2 separate regions of the Homo sapiens genome follow, and region 1 is linked to region 2. Evidence: chromatin contacts called from ENCODE Hi-C data. All regions are on one chromosome and are shown on one strand. Each heading gives the region's core, a stretch centred on a gene start or an enhancer-like site at or near the end of the contact. The rest is flanking DNA. Distances are from core to core; before and after follow the strand shown. Region 1 holds the start of KIAA1586. Region 2 holds the start of MMUT (methylmalonyl-CoA mutase).

Region 1 (6,151 bases), core at 929-3,428, 7.6 Mb after region 2:
TTAAAGAACTAAAAGTAGATCTACCATTTGATCCAGCAATCTGACTACTAGGAAGAGGAATAACCACAGAAAAATAAGTCATTATACAAAAAAGATCCTTGCACATGCATATTTATAGGAGCATAATTCGTAATTGCAAAAATATAGAACCAGCCTAAATGCCCATCAATCAACAAGAGGATAAAGAAAATGGTGTATATACACATACATACACACACACACACACACACACACACAATGGAATAGTACTCAGCCATAAAAAGGAGCAAATACTGGTATTCACAGCAATCTGGATGGAACTGGAGACTATTATTCTAAGTGATGTAACTCAGGAATGGAAAACCAAATGTTGTATGTTCTCACTGATAAGTGGAAGCTAAGCTATGAGGACACAAAGGCATAAGAATGACACATAGGACTTCAGGGACTCGGGAAAGGGTGGGAGGGGGTGAGGGATTAAAGACATCGGGTACAGGATACACTGCTTGGGTTATGGGTGCACCAAAATCTCAGAAACCACCACTAAAGAACTTATGCATGTAACCAAACACCACCTGCTTCCTAAAAACCTATTGAAATAAAAAATACATTTTTATTTTTAAAAAATGTCCATACTACCCATACTACCCAAAACAATCTACAGATTGAATCCAATCCCCATCAAAATACCAATGACATTCTTCACAGAAGCAGAATAAACAATTCTAAAATTTATGTGGAACCACAAAAGACCGAGAATAATAGCAAAAGCTAACCTGAGCAAAAAGAACAAAACTGGAGGAATCACATTACATGACTTCAAATTCTACTACAGAGCTATAGTAACCAAAACAGCATGGTACTGGTATAAAAACAGACACACAGACAAATGGAACAGAATACAGTACCCAGAAATAAATCCACACACTTAGGGCATGGCTACACGGAGGAAGGGGTTTCTGAGCACAATACTCTGTGTGTGTTAACTTTGTAGTTTTGAAGTTAACAAGACCCTGGGCTCGCTATGCAGTCCGTATGTGATGTTGAACCCTTTACACACAGCACTAGACGGTTTTGAACCTATCAAAACACTGCTTCACTTAAATTTCACCAACTCCTTAAAATCCTAGTAAGTCTATGTTTTCCTTTGTTCCTATGTTCTCCTTTTCTCCCACTTTGTGGGTTGTCTGTTTACTCTGCTGATTATTTTTTTTGCTGTGCAGAAGCTTTTTAGTTTAATTAAGTTCAGTCTATTTATCTTTGTTTCTGTTGCATTTGCTTTTGGGTTCTTCATCGCGAAGTCTTTGCCTAAGCCAATGTCTAGAAGGTATTTTTCCGGTGTTATCTTGAGCAATTTTTATGACTTCGGGTCTTAGATTTAAGTCTTTGATGCATCTTGAGTTGATTTTTGTATAAGGTGAGAGATGAGGATCCAGTTTAATTCTTCTACATGTGGGTCACCAATTATCCCAGCACCATTTGTTGAAAAGGGTGTCCTTTCCCCACTTTATGTTTTTGTTTGCTTTGCTGAAGATCAGTTGGCTAATCAGATACCTCATAGCTCCTTTGTTGTATAATTTTGTGCATTGTAGATCAGGGTCAAAATGATAAAGGTGATTTTCTGGGACTACAGACTTGTCAATAACAGGTGGTCCTAGGCTGATAGAGGTAAACAAATAAAAGCTTTAAAAGAATATTCTCTGTTAAAATTTGCTTTCATAAATTTCATGTTTAAAATCATTTGTGAATAAATGTTAAAATAAAAAGGTGAGCCACGATTTTGGTAAGGCAATTTCTGAGCAAATCACACACAATTTTTTTTCATTCCCATTGATCTATTACATAGACGAATATTTGGTTGTGAAAAAGTGAGAGAAAGAACTCGGCTATTTTATTATAGTAGAGCAACACCGAAGGGAGACGACTTCGCTGTAGCTCAGAGTCTTTTTCCATTCTTCACCCACGCGCGGGGCAGTCGCGCGGCGCGGTCGCGCGGCGGGTAGGAACTACCATCCCAGCATCCTCTGCGGCGCGGGGAAGGAAGCCCGGGAATGAGAGAAAGAGGCTCCGGGGAGATAGCGGACCAGTGAGGGCTGCCCCTCTTTTGAAGCGGTTTTCGTCTCTTTCCGCCAGTGGCCTCCCAGCTCACGCAGGGGCGGGTCCCGGTAGCGCGAGGCGGTGCAGGGCGGGAAGGGGAGTGGTGGCGGCTGCGGCAGTAGGGACAGCAGGAGCAGTGGTGCTGTCAGCGCGGCCGTCGGAGACATGGGAGACCCGGGGTCGGAAGTGAGTAGTCGAGTGAGGGTCCTGGCGTTCTCAGAGGCGAACCGCGAAGGGTTTGTGTTTTCTGCGGTCTGAGGCCTGGTGCTCCGTCGCAGCCTCGGGGCGATACCTCTTCAGTGTCTTGGGCCGAGCCCAGCTCTGGGGCCTGGTGCGTGTCTGAGCGAGGAACCCGCAGCAACAATGGCCGCCCGGCCCCCCGCACGGGCCCTGGCGTTCGTTGTGGCCGCGGCTGGGCCAGTGGGAGCGACGTTTTAAGGCAGGATTGCCCTTCGGTGTTGAGCTTGCGTTCCTCCTGGAGTAGATAAGGGGAATTGTGAGAGGCTGGTAACTAACGCGTTTTCAGCGTTGGGTCCCTGCAGCTCCGCACACTCTGTGGCAAGAGCCAGAGCTCGAGTTCCGTTCCTAGTCGGGTTTCCGTGAAATTGTGCTCAGTTCGTTTTCCTCAAGAGCTCTCTGTCTTTAATTGTTCCTTTCGGAAACGCTCTCTTCCTACACGAATGTGGCTGAACAGATAAGCATGTTTTGGCTTGTTTTTATAGATAATAGAATCTGTCCCTCCAGCTGGCCCTGAGGCATCTGAGTCAACAACGGATGAAAATGAAGACGACATTCAGTTTGTCAGTGTAAGTAGCAATGATGATTGGGGTTTTCCCAGAGTAAAAGACTATGGTGGGCCATTATGTAATGTTACCTCACCTGGTCATTTAATGTTCATGAGTGTCTAATACATACTAGACACTGGAGCATGGCGCAGGATTGGGAAATTTACCAAAAGAGCTATCTGAGCCACCCCCGTAGCCATCACAAAGAGCACGTCCTAAAGAACGTGCTGTACACTTAATCTCGCCCCCTGCCTTTCATTTAAACTTAAGATAAAAACGCTGGTGTCTAAAACGCTGTTTTGAAATGGAGCAAGAGTAACTTCTAAAGGCGACACGGAGGAAGGAGCTGCTAATGATGAGCAAGGACGTAGAAAACAGGAAGGGTTGTGAGAGCCCAGAATCTTAGCGTTATGGTGCTTCTAACATGAAGGCAAATAGCTTGAAGATTTCTCTAACCTCTGAGATCATCATGTTACGGCATAGTACAGTTGATGCTCATAATGAAGAATCCTACATCACTGGGAACATGCTCTATTTTTCTGAGTTTGTTCCCTTTGAGACAGTAGTTTTCAAGCCTTAGTAAGTATAAACAGGCAGATTCCTGGGCCCCACTGCAGACCTACCGAATCAGAATTTCCAGGCGGGGGCCTAGGAATCTTCATTTTCAGACAAGTGCAGGGACATAAGGATTTCTGAGCACACTTTGGACAGAATGGGTTTCTAAAGCAGAAGGGAGTGTTTTATGATATATTTTGGGGTGATTTTCATCCATAATTGTTGGAGTTTTAGAAAGGCTTTGCGTAAAGTGGTATCTCAGCTCGCCAGGCAGAAAACAGTTCTGTCCCCAACTCGTCTTTTGGAATGCCGTAGTTAGTTGCAGTTTGGTATTCAGGCTGTAGAATTTTTCTTTAATGGAGTGTCTGTCTAATGTTTCTGTGTTTTTTAGTTTTTGTAGGTTTAGGGCGACTTTGTAAGTCACTTGTTTTTTAAATTAAAATTTCCTCCCTAAACATTGTTTTGTTAACATCGTTGTTTGTTTTTCGTGTTTTGTGTATAAGTTCTTTACCCTGTCACTTTCTGGACATATTTCCCAATTAATAGTGTGTGTATATTTTGTTCCTGACATTTGGAACCTTTCTAAATATTGATGATACCAAGGGAGATTGTATGCTGACTCTGCCTTCACTGTTGTTATGGAGTAAGCAACGTAACTTGAAATCAAAGAGCAATGGTTTCTGTTTTTGTAACGAGAAACATTTGGGAAGAGGAGTTCATGGGTCTTTAGGAAAAATAATTTTGGTTTCCTCTTAACTGGTATAAAAACAGGAATGATTGGGACAGATGATCTTGATGAGTTTTTTGTGCATCTGTATGTAGAAGTGACACACGTCTGATTGATGATCCATGTGCCATTGAGAAAGTATGTAGAAGTGACATACGTCTGATTCATGATCCATGTGCCGTTGAGAAACACAGATGGGATGTACAAAATTAAGTTTGGAAAAGTAAATAGGTATAGATTTGTGTAATATCCTGAGGAATAAATCATTATATTTTAAATTGTGAGTTAATATATAGGCTGTGTTTAGCTGAGGTTTAAAACTCTTACTTTAAATTTTATTTTAAATATAAAGATCCTTCTACATCTTTTCATACAATATTTTGTATATCCAGCGTGATAGAACCCTTTATATTTAACCCTGTTCAAAATAGAAGATCAAAGGTTTGACAGCTCTTATATGGAGAAGTGAATTACATGCTGTCAGTGTAATTGCAGTACCAGAAAGAATGTAGTAAAACATCCCTGTTGCATTTCAGTGGTGCCACATAAAAGACAATGATAACTTAATTCCACTTTGAAATACACTCAGAGACAACTTTCCTTTGTAACCCCATCCTATACTGGGCTCTACCAGGATATGCTTATTTCTCTGTGTTTTTTATAGTACCATCCAGTAAAGATGCAATGCTGCTGGGTATAGTTCTCTGCTTGTGGGTTCTTCAGATTAAAAGAAAAAAAAGTTTGTTACTTCTTGATATATTCTGGTTTGGATTCCTTAGTCTTTTCATATAAATGTTGATTATCTAGCCTTCATTCTGCGTTGTGGCACAGAATCCTCTTTGTGTTCTGTCATGTACCTAGCCTCCAAAATAAACAATATGCTGAAAGAAAGGAATGATAAAAGATTTGGGGATACAAAAAGAGTCCTTATCTTAATGTAAATTTTATTGAAATATAGTACCTATACAGGGAAGGTTACTTCCTCCTTGCCATCACTATTTTTGTACCACATTACCATTTGTCTAGATTGATTATCTTGTTTGTATTCTTCCCACATGCTCTCTTATGTGGTTAACCTTCTTGAAACAGCTCTAATAATGTTCCCATCTTGATGTTATTTATTGATTCCTTTGCCTACAGAATAAAATCTAGGATTTTGACTAGGGCATTTATGGCCTGGTCTATGATGAGGGTAGTGTATATGTAAAGAAAGGATCAAGAAGACTCAGAGTTTGATGTTTGGCTGTACAGTGATGTGGAGGATAAAGCAGGGTTATCAAAGAACTTCGAGATTACTGATAATCATTTCAGTTAAAAAAAATTGTACTATGAAATCTGTTATCTTTTTTTTTTAATGAGGTAGGGCCAGGGGGTGGGTTTTTCACTATGTTGCCCAGGCTGGACTTGAATTCCTGGGCTCAAGTGATCCTCCTGCCTCAGCCTCCTGAGCAGCTGAGACTGGCACTGTGCCTAACTGAAATCTGTATCTTTTTAAATCAATATCTGTGCTATTTCCCATTTTGAAAGGAATCTACATGGCTTTATTCCTCTATATAGATTTAGGCTCTTTGGGTTTTGTCATTATTATGTTTTTTTTTTTTTCCTTTTTACTAGCAGGAACAGTATTACGTATTCATGTACTCTGACTCTTTTCCCATGCCTCTTTTTTTTTTTTAGACAGTGTCTTGCTCTAAATTTTATCTAGGCTAGAGTGTAATGGCATAATTATAGCTCACTGTAGCCCCAACTTCCTGGGCTCCAGTGATCCTCTCACCTCAGCCTCCCAAGTAGCTGGGATTACAGGTGTGAGCCACCGTACCCATCTGATTTTTTTTTTTTGTAGAGTTGGTGTCTCACTATGTTGCCCAGGCTGATCTTGAACTTCTGGGCTCAAGTGATCCTCCTGTCTTGGCCTCCCAGTGTGCTAGGATTACAGGTGTGAGCCACTGCTCCCAGCCCCTTTGCCCGTTTTGTTTCTAATTATTCTGTGCCACTTGCAAGATTTTCT
Region 2 (6,221 bases), core at 816-3,315:
AATACAACAGGAGCAAGAGAGGGGCTTTTGGGGGTAATGGTCTTGATCTGATTGCCACTTACATAGATATATTCTGTTTGTGGAAATTCATCAAATTATACAGTTATGTTTTATGCAGTTTCTGTAAATATATGTATAAGTAAAAAGTTAAAAATGTGTTATGCATAGTTTCCCAAAAAAAGAGAAACAAACTCAAAAAGTAGTAAGTAAAAGACTCAAGACACGTAATTGTAAGTGCAACAGGTTCAACTATGTAAAAAGTACATAGAACAAAGTCTAAATGGAAACATAACAAAAAAGGCTGGGCATGGTGGTTCACGCCTGGAATCCCAGCACTTCAGGAGGCCGAGGCAGGTGGATCACCTGAGGTCAGGGGTTCAAGACCAGCCTGGCCAACACGGTGAAACCCAGTCTCTACTAAAAATACAAAAATTAGCTGGGCATGGTGGCGCACACCAGTAATCCCAGGTACTCAGGAGGCTGAGGCATGAGAATCACTTCAACCCGGGAAGCAGAGGTTGCAGTGAGCAGAGATCGTGCCACTGCACTCCAACCTGGGCAACAGAGAGAGACCCCGTCTCAAAACAAAACAAAAAAACCTTCCATTTTTTTAATACTAGCACGATTTTTATTCTTTAAATCCATGGGGTCCTTGTCATCCATCTTTTTGCAAGCCATCCACTACATTTACTAGCTTAAAAGGTGGATGAAAAAAATAATGAAGCAACAACTAAACTGTTTCAATAGTAATCCTGTAAAAGGTAATTTGAAAACCACCTGAGACTAAACTGTTGGCAGGAAATATCACACTCATTTCACGTGGGCTTTCCTAAATCTGAACAACTAATAGGAAAGAGCCCCGTTTAAGTGACTTCCTGAAAATCACATGTGAATTGGTGGAGGCTGGAAACAGACACCATTTTTAGATAAAAACACAACTACTGCGGATGGCAATACGACCTCTGAATTTTCTCAGAAGACCATCAAGAGAGGCCTCAAGCATTCAAAGAAGCAACATGCAAAGCAAATATGTTACTGACAACTAAAATGAGTTAAAGAGCAATGATTAATCCCACCCCCACACCTCAAAAACAAATCAGTGAGAAAAAGATTTCTTGAACCAATAAGTTTCAAGCTTTGGCTGCTGACGTATGATTGCACATTAATACTTCAAGAAGGTACTTTGATGTTCAACTAGTTGGGTTTGGAGATGGAAACATAGGGCATGAAAATTATATTTGATATTAGCATAAGTACATCATTAAACACAAAATTATATTGGCAGAAAATCATCAAGTGGTTTAAAACTTTACACACATACGTTATCCAGGGCTTCGAGCTTCCCTAAGACCACCTTCTTTCTAGATAAAACTGAGAACGAGTTAGTAATGTAAGCTTTTATGTCAATTTAGACCTGTCTTTTCTATTCTACCTCTCACTCTTAACACTGTTTACACTCTTAATCCTGTTTACACACAGAAAATCACTTTTATTCCCGAAAACTCTTAGAAAAACCCTGACAATAACATAACCCACAACCTAGAAGGGAGGCAGCCATGAAGCAGGCGCATCCCTTTGGAACCATACAAAAAGTGACCTCTGCCAACGGGAACAGTTCAGGGTGCTTAAGTGGCCAAAGAAGATACCGACATGGCCCCTAAAGTATTAAAAGCACCTTCTTTCCAGAAGTACCTCCGAATTGCCAGGGACTTCGCCCAAAACTAGAGGTTGGTCGAAGTGAAAATCTAAACCTAAGGAGAAGGCAGAGAGTGGGATCCCGTCACAGTAGGAAGGTAAAGAAGACAGAAGTAAAGGACAGAGCGGGAGAGAAAGGACAAAAGTTCAAAATACAGGGGTAGAGGAGGGACAGGAGCCAGAAGAATGGAGCGATCTGAAAGGTGTACGTCCTACTCACTGGTAGGCCTGTTTTGGACTCCGCTGTGGGAGAGGGCGGCTGCACTTCTGCGTCCCCCGCCTCACCTGTCAGACATCCACACAGCCAGGCCTCCCCGCCCTCACCAAGCCCACACAAACCGCGCCACCGCCAGCGTCAGCCGGACGACTCTGGGGGCGTAGGCCGACACCGCCCTCCCTCCAGCCAATCTAATAGCGCTCTCATGGGCGCATTCCTGATGACGTTTAGGGGTAGGGTTAGATGCCCGTTTCCGCTTTCTTCCCACCCACTTCCGGGTCTCCTCTGTTTACGAATGTTTGGGCGCGAATTACTCTAAGCGCGGCTCTCAGAAGGGTGCAAGAAGAATCAGTGGTGAGTCGTGATATCCTTAACCGGCTGGGTGGATCTAAAGTTCAGGGATGAGTTTTAAAGCCAACGCGTTTGTGGCAGACTCCGCAGTTTGCATTTGAGGATAGCGAGGGGGGATTGCTTACGGGGAAATGCCCGATGTCCTAAAAGATCTGCCCTTAGGATCCTGAGATTGAGATGTTTGATTAGGGGGGAGGGAGCAAAGCCATGAATACTTCCTATTTCTCCCGAATCATCCTCATGGCTCATCCTCATTGCTAAATTTCTCCCGCGGGCACTAGTGAAGTCAAGTGCAGCCTTGGACATTAGTGTCTGTGTTTCTCCAGGAGTCCTACTCACTCTTGTGCCCACATAGAGGTCTAAATTGAGGTAATTGAGTCCCATGAGTATCAACAAGCTGGTAAGAAAAACAAGACAACCTAGAATGCCTCCCTCTCTCCTAAAGCATATAGTCTGGCGGCAAACTACTGTACCAGCCTTATTTCTTTTCACTTCTCCTATACACATTAAAAGCCTCGCTGGATTATCCTGTCCCTGAACACGCCAGGTTTTTTGTGTTTTTTCCGAGCTTTCCTGCCGTCCGAGTTTTACTGTTTTCCCTTGGATGCTTCATTTTTCTACTTTTTGGCTAAATATTTCAAAATGTTATTAGAATAATACTTTTTCTATGAATAATGTACAAACATACTTCCGAGATATTGCGGGGTCGGTTCCAGACCAATAAAGCCTGTCACACGATTTTTTTGGTTTCCCAGTGCATATAACAGTTGTATTTACACTGTATTGTAACCTATTAAGTGTGCAATAGCATTATGTGTAAAAAAAAATTACATGCTGTAATTTTAAAATATTTTATTGCTAAAAAATGCTACTAATCATCTCAGCCTTCAGCAAGTCCTAATCTTTTTGCTGGTGGAGGGTCTTGCTTGATGTTGATGGCTGTTGACCAATCAGGGTGATGGTTGCTGAAGATTGGAGTTGCTGTGGCAGTTTCTTAAAATAACAAAATAATGAATTTTGTACAGCAGTTGACTCTTCCATTCACTAAAGATTTCTCTGTAGCATGTGATGCTGTTTGAAAGCATTTTACCCACTGTAGAACTTCTTTCAAAATTAGAGTAAATCCTCTTAACCCCTACCATTGCTTTAGCAACTAAGGTTTTGTGATATTCTGAATTCTTTGTTGATATTTCAAGAATATTCACAGCATCTTCACCAGGGGTAGATTCCATCTCAAGAACTTCGCTCATTCATAAGAAGCAACTTCTTTTCCACTAGTTTTATCATGAGATTGCAGCAATTCAGGTACATCTTCAGGCTCCACTATTTCTCTTGCTATTGCCACCAGATCTTTCATCACTTCCTCCACTGAAGTCTTGAACAAAGTCATGACCTTTACAAAGTCATCCATGAGGGTTGGAATCAACTTTTTCCAGACTCCTGTTAATGTTGATATTTTGACCTCCTCCCGTGAATCATGAATGTTCTTACTAGCATTTGGGATGGTGAATCATTTCCAGAAGTTTTCAATTTATTTTGCCCAGATCCATCAGAGGAATCACTGTCTAGGGCAGCTATAGCTTTACAAAATGTATTTCTTAAATAATATAACTTGAAAGTCAAAATTATTCTTTGATTCATGGGCTGCAGAATGGATGTTGTGTTAGCAGACATGAAAACAGCATTAATCTCCTTGTACATCTCTATCAGAGCTCTTGGGTGACCAAGTACGTGGTCATTGAGCAGTATTATTTTGAAAGGAATCTTTTTGTGAGCTGTAGGTCTCAAAGATGGGCTTAAAATACTCAGTAAACCGTGCTGTAAACAGATGTGCTGTCACTCATGCTTTGTTCTTCCATTTCCAGAGCACAGACAGAGTAGATTTAAAAGAATAAGAGCCCTAGGATATTTCAGAATGGTCAATGAGCATTGGCTTCAAGTCACCACCCATATTAGCCCCTACAAGAGAGTCAGCCTGTCTTTTGAAGCTTTGAAGCCAGGCAATGACTTCTTTCTAGATATGAAAGTCCTAGATAGCATCTTCCAATAGAAGGCTGTTTTGTCTTCATTGAAAATCTGTTGTTTAGTGTAGCCCCTTCATCAATTATCTTACCTAGAACTGGATAACTTGCTGCAGCTTCTGCATCAGCACTTGCTGCTTCACTTTGTACTTTCATGTTATGCAGATAGCTTACTTCCTTAAACCTCAGGAACCAAGCTCTGCTAGCTTCAGGCTCTTTTGCTACAGCTTTCTCACCTCTCTCAGCTTTCATAGAATTGAAGTGAGTTAAGACCTTGCCATGAATTCGTCTTTGGTTTAAGGGCGTGTTGTGGCTAGTTTGATCTTCAATCCCGGACCACTCAAACTTTCTCCCTATCAGTAATAAGGCTGTTTTTGCTTTCTTATCATTCATGTCTTCACTGGAATAGCACTTTAAATTTCCTTCAAGAACTTTTCCTTTGCATTCACAGCTTGGCTAACTGGTGTAGTTTCCAGCCTATCTTGGCTTTTGACATGCCTACCTCACCTTGCTTAAACATTTCTAGCTTTTAATTTAAAGTGAGAGAGGTGTGATTTTTGCTTTCACTTGAACACTTAGAGGCCATTGTAGGGTTATTAAATGGCCTAATTTCAATATCATTGTGTCTCAGGGAATAGGGAGGCCTAAGGAGAGGGAGAGAGGCAGGGAACAGCCAGTTGGTGGAGCAGTCAAAACACAACGCAACATTTACCTATTAAGTTCTCTGTCTGATATTGGCATGGTTCATGGTGCCCTAAAACAATTACAGAGTAACATCAATCACCATAACAGATATAATAATGAAAAGGTTTGAAATATTGTGAGAGTTATCAAAATATGACACAGAAATGTGAAGAGTGAGCACAATCTGTTGGAAAAATGGCATCAATATAGTTGTTCAGTGCAGGCTTGCCACAAACCTTTAGTTTGTAAGACAACAACAACAAAATACAGTGTCTGCGAGGCTCAATAAAGTGAAACACAATAAAAAGAGTTATGCCTGTACATTCTTACCCATAGCACAAACCAGTTTAAGACAGTCATTCGCTCACTTGCCTCTTTATAACATTTATAAATACACATAGTAATTATTTTCATATCTGTCTCTACCTGTGCACTATCACTAAGCTGTGGTTTCCCTTGGATCTAAGAATGGGACAAAATACCTATTCATTTTTATATGCACTGTGAGTAGCCCAGAAGTGATAGAAACAATGTCTTTTGTTTATTGGATTCTTACTATGTCTCAAATACCGTTCTAGGTGGTTTATATATTCTTTGTTACATCATTTTTGCTTTACAAAAGCCTTTAATGTTAGTACTTTTATTAATCGTTTTACTAATGGGGAAAATGAGTTAATTTACTGGCCCAAAGATATACAGTTAATTAAGTGGCAGGGCTAGATTTGGAGCTTGAACAATTTACCCTCGTTGCAGGACTGCTCTTAACCATTATGGTAGTGTTCTCAACCTGGGTTGATTTTGACCCAGGAGACATTTGGCAATGTCTGGAAACAATTTTGATTGGCTCTACTCAGGGGTTGGAAGTATTCTAGCATCTGACGGTCTACGTAGACCCAAGCATGCTGCTAAACATCCTACAATACACACCACAGTCTCCACAACAAAGAATGATCCATCTAAAATGTTAATAGTGCTGAGGTTGAGAAACTTTGTGCTATAGTCTAGTGCCTCAAGTAGGTTTCATTGTTAACAGTACTTCTCAAACTCTGTTAGACCAGTTTTGCTTTTTATTTCTAATCAGTCATAACTGATACTTTTGTAAAATGCAATTAAAAATCAATTATTAGTCAAACTCCCTTGTGGTATAATACCAGGAGTGAACTCTGATGTAAACAATGGATTTTGGGTAATATGATGTGTCAACAATTACAGCAAATGTACCAGTTTGGTGTGTGATGTTAATACTAGAGGTT

Evidence for each region. Hi-C counts contacts between places; a loop is a spot of excess contacts on that map. Pooled maps may share reads with other maps.
Region 1: a pooled map shows a loop between it and region 2 (8-fold over the local background). The contact joins the promoter of KIAA1586 here to the promoter of MMUT in region 2. A Hi-C loop is called at or near these places in 3 of 50 pooled maps.

The regions. Positions count from the first base shown.
Region 1 is chr6:57,044,515-57,050,665 of GRCh38, forward strand. KIAA1586 reads left to right here and starts at 2,179. Exons shown (of 4, transcript NM_020931.4): 1 at 2,179-2,262; 2 at 2,799-2,882. The coding sequence starts at 2,242. RefSeq lists a silencer at 937-1,231 and enhancers at 1,861-1,950, 2,767-3,644.
Region 2 is chr6:49,461,188-49,467,408 of GRCh38, forward strand. It overlaps MMUT (methylmalonyl-CoA mutase), which reads right to left and starts at 2,066. Exons shown (of 13, transcript NM_000255.4): 1 at 1,916-2,066. CENPQ (centromere protein Q) reads left to right here and starts at 2,183. Exons shown (of 9, transcript NM_018132.4): 1 at 2,183-2,266. RefSeq lists enhancers at 1,249-2,149, 1,736-1,805, 2,150-3,049.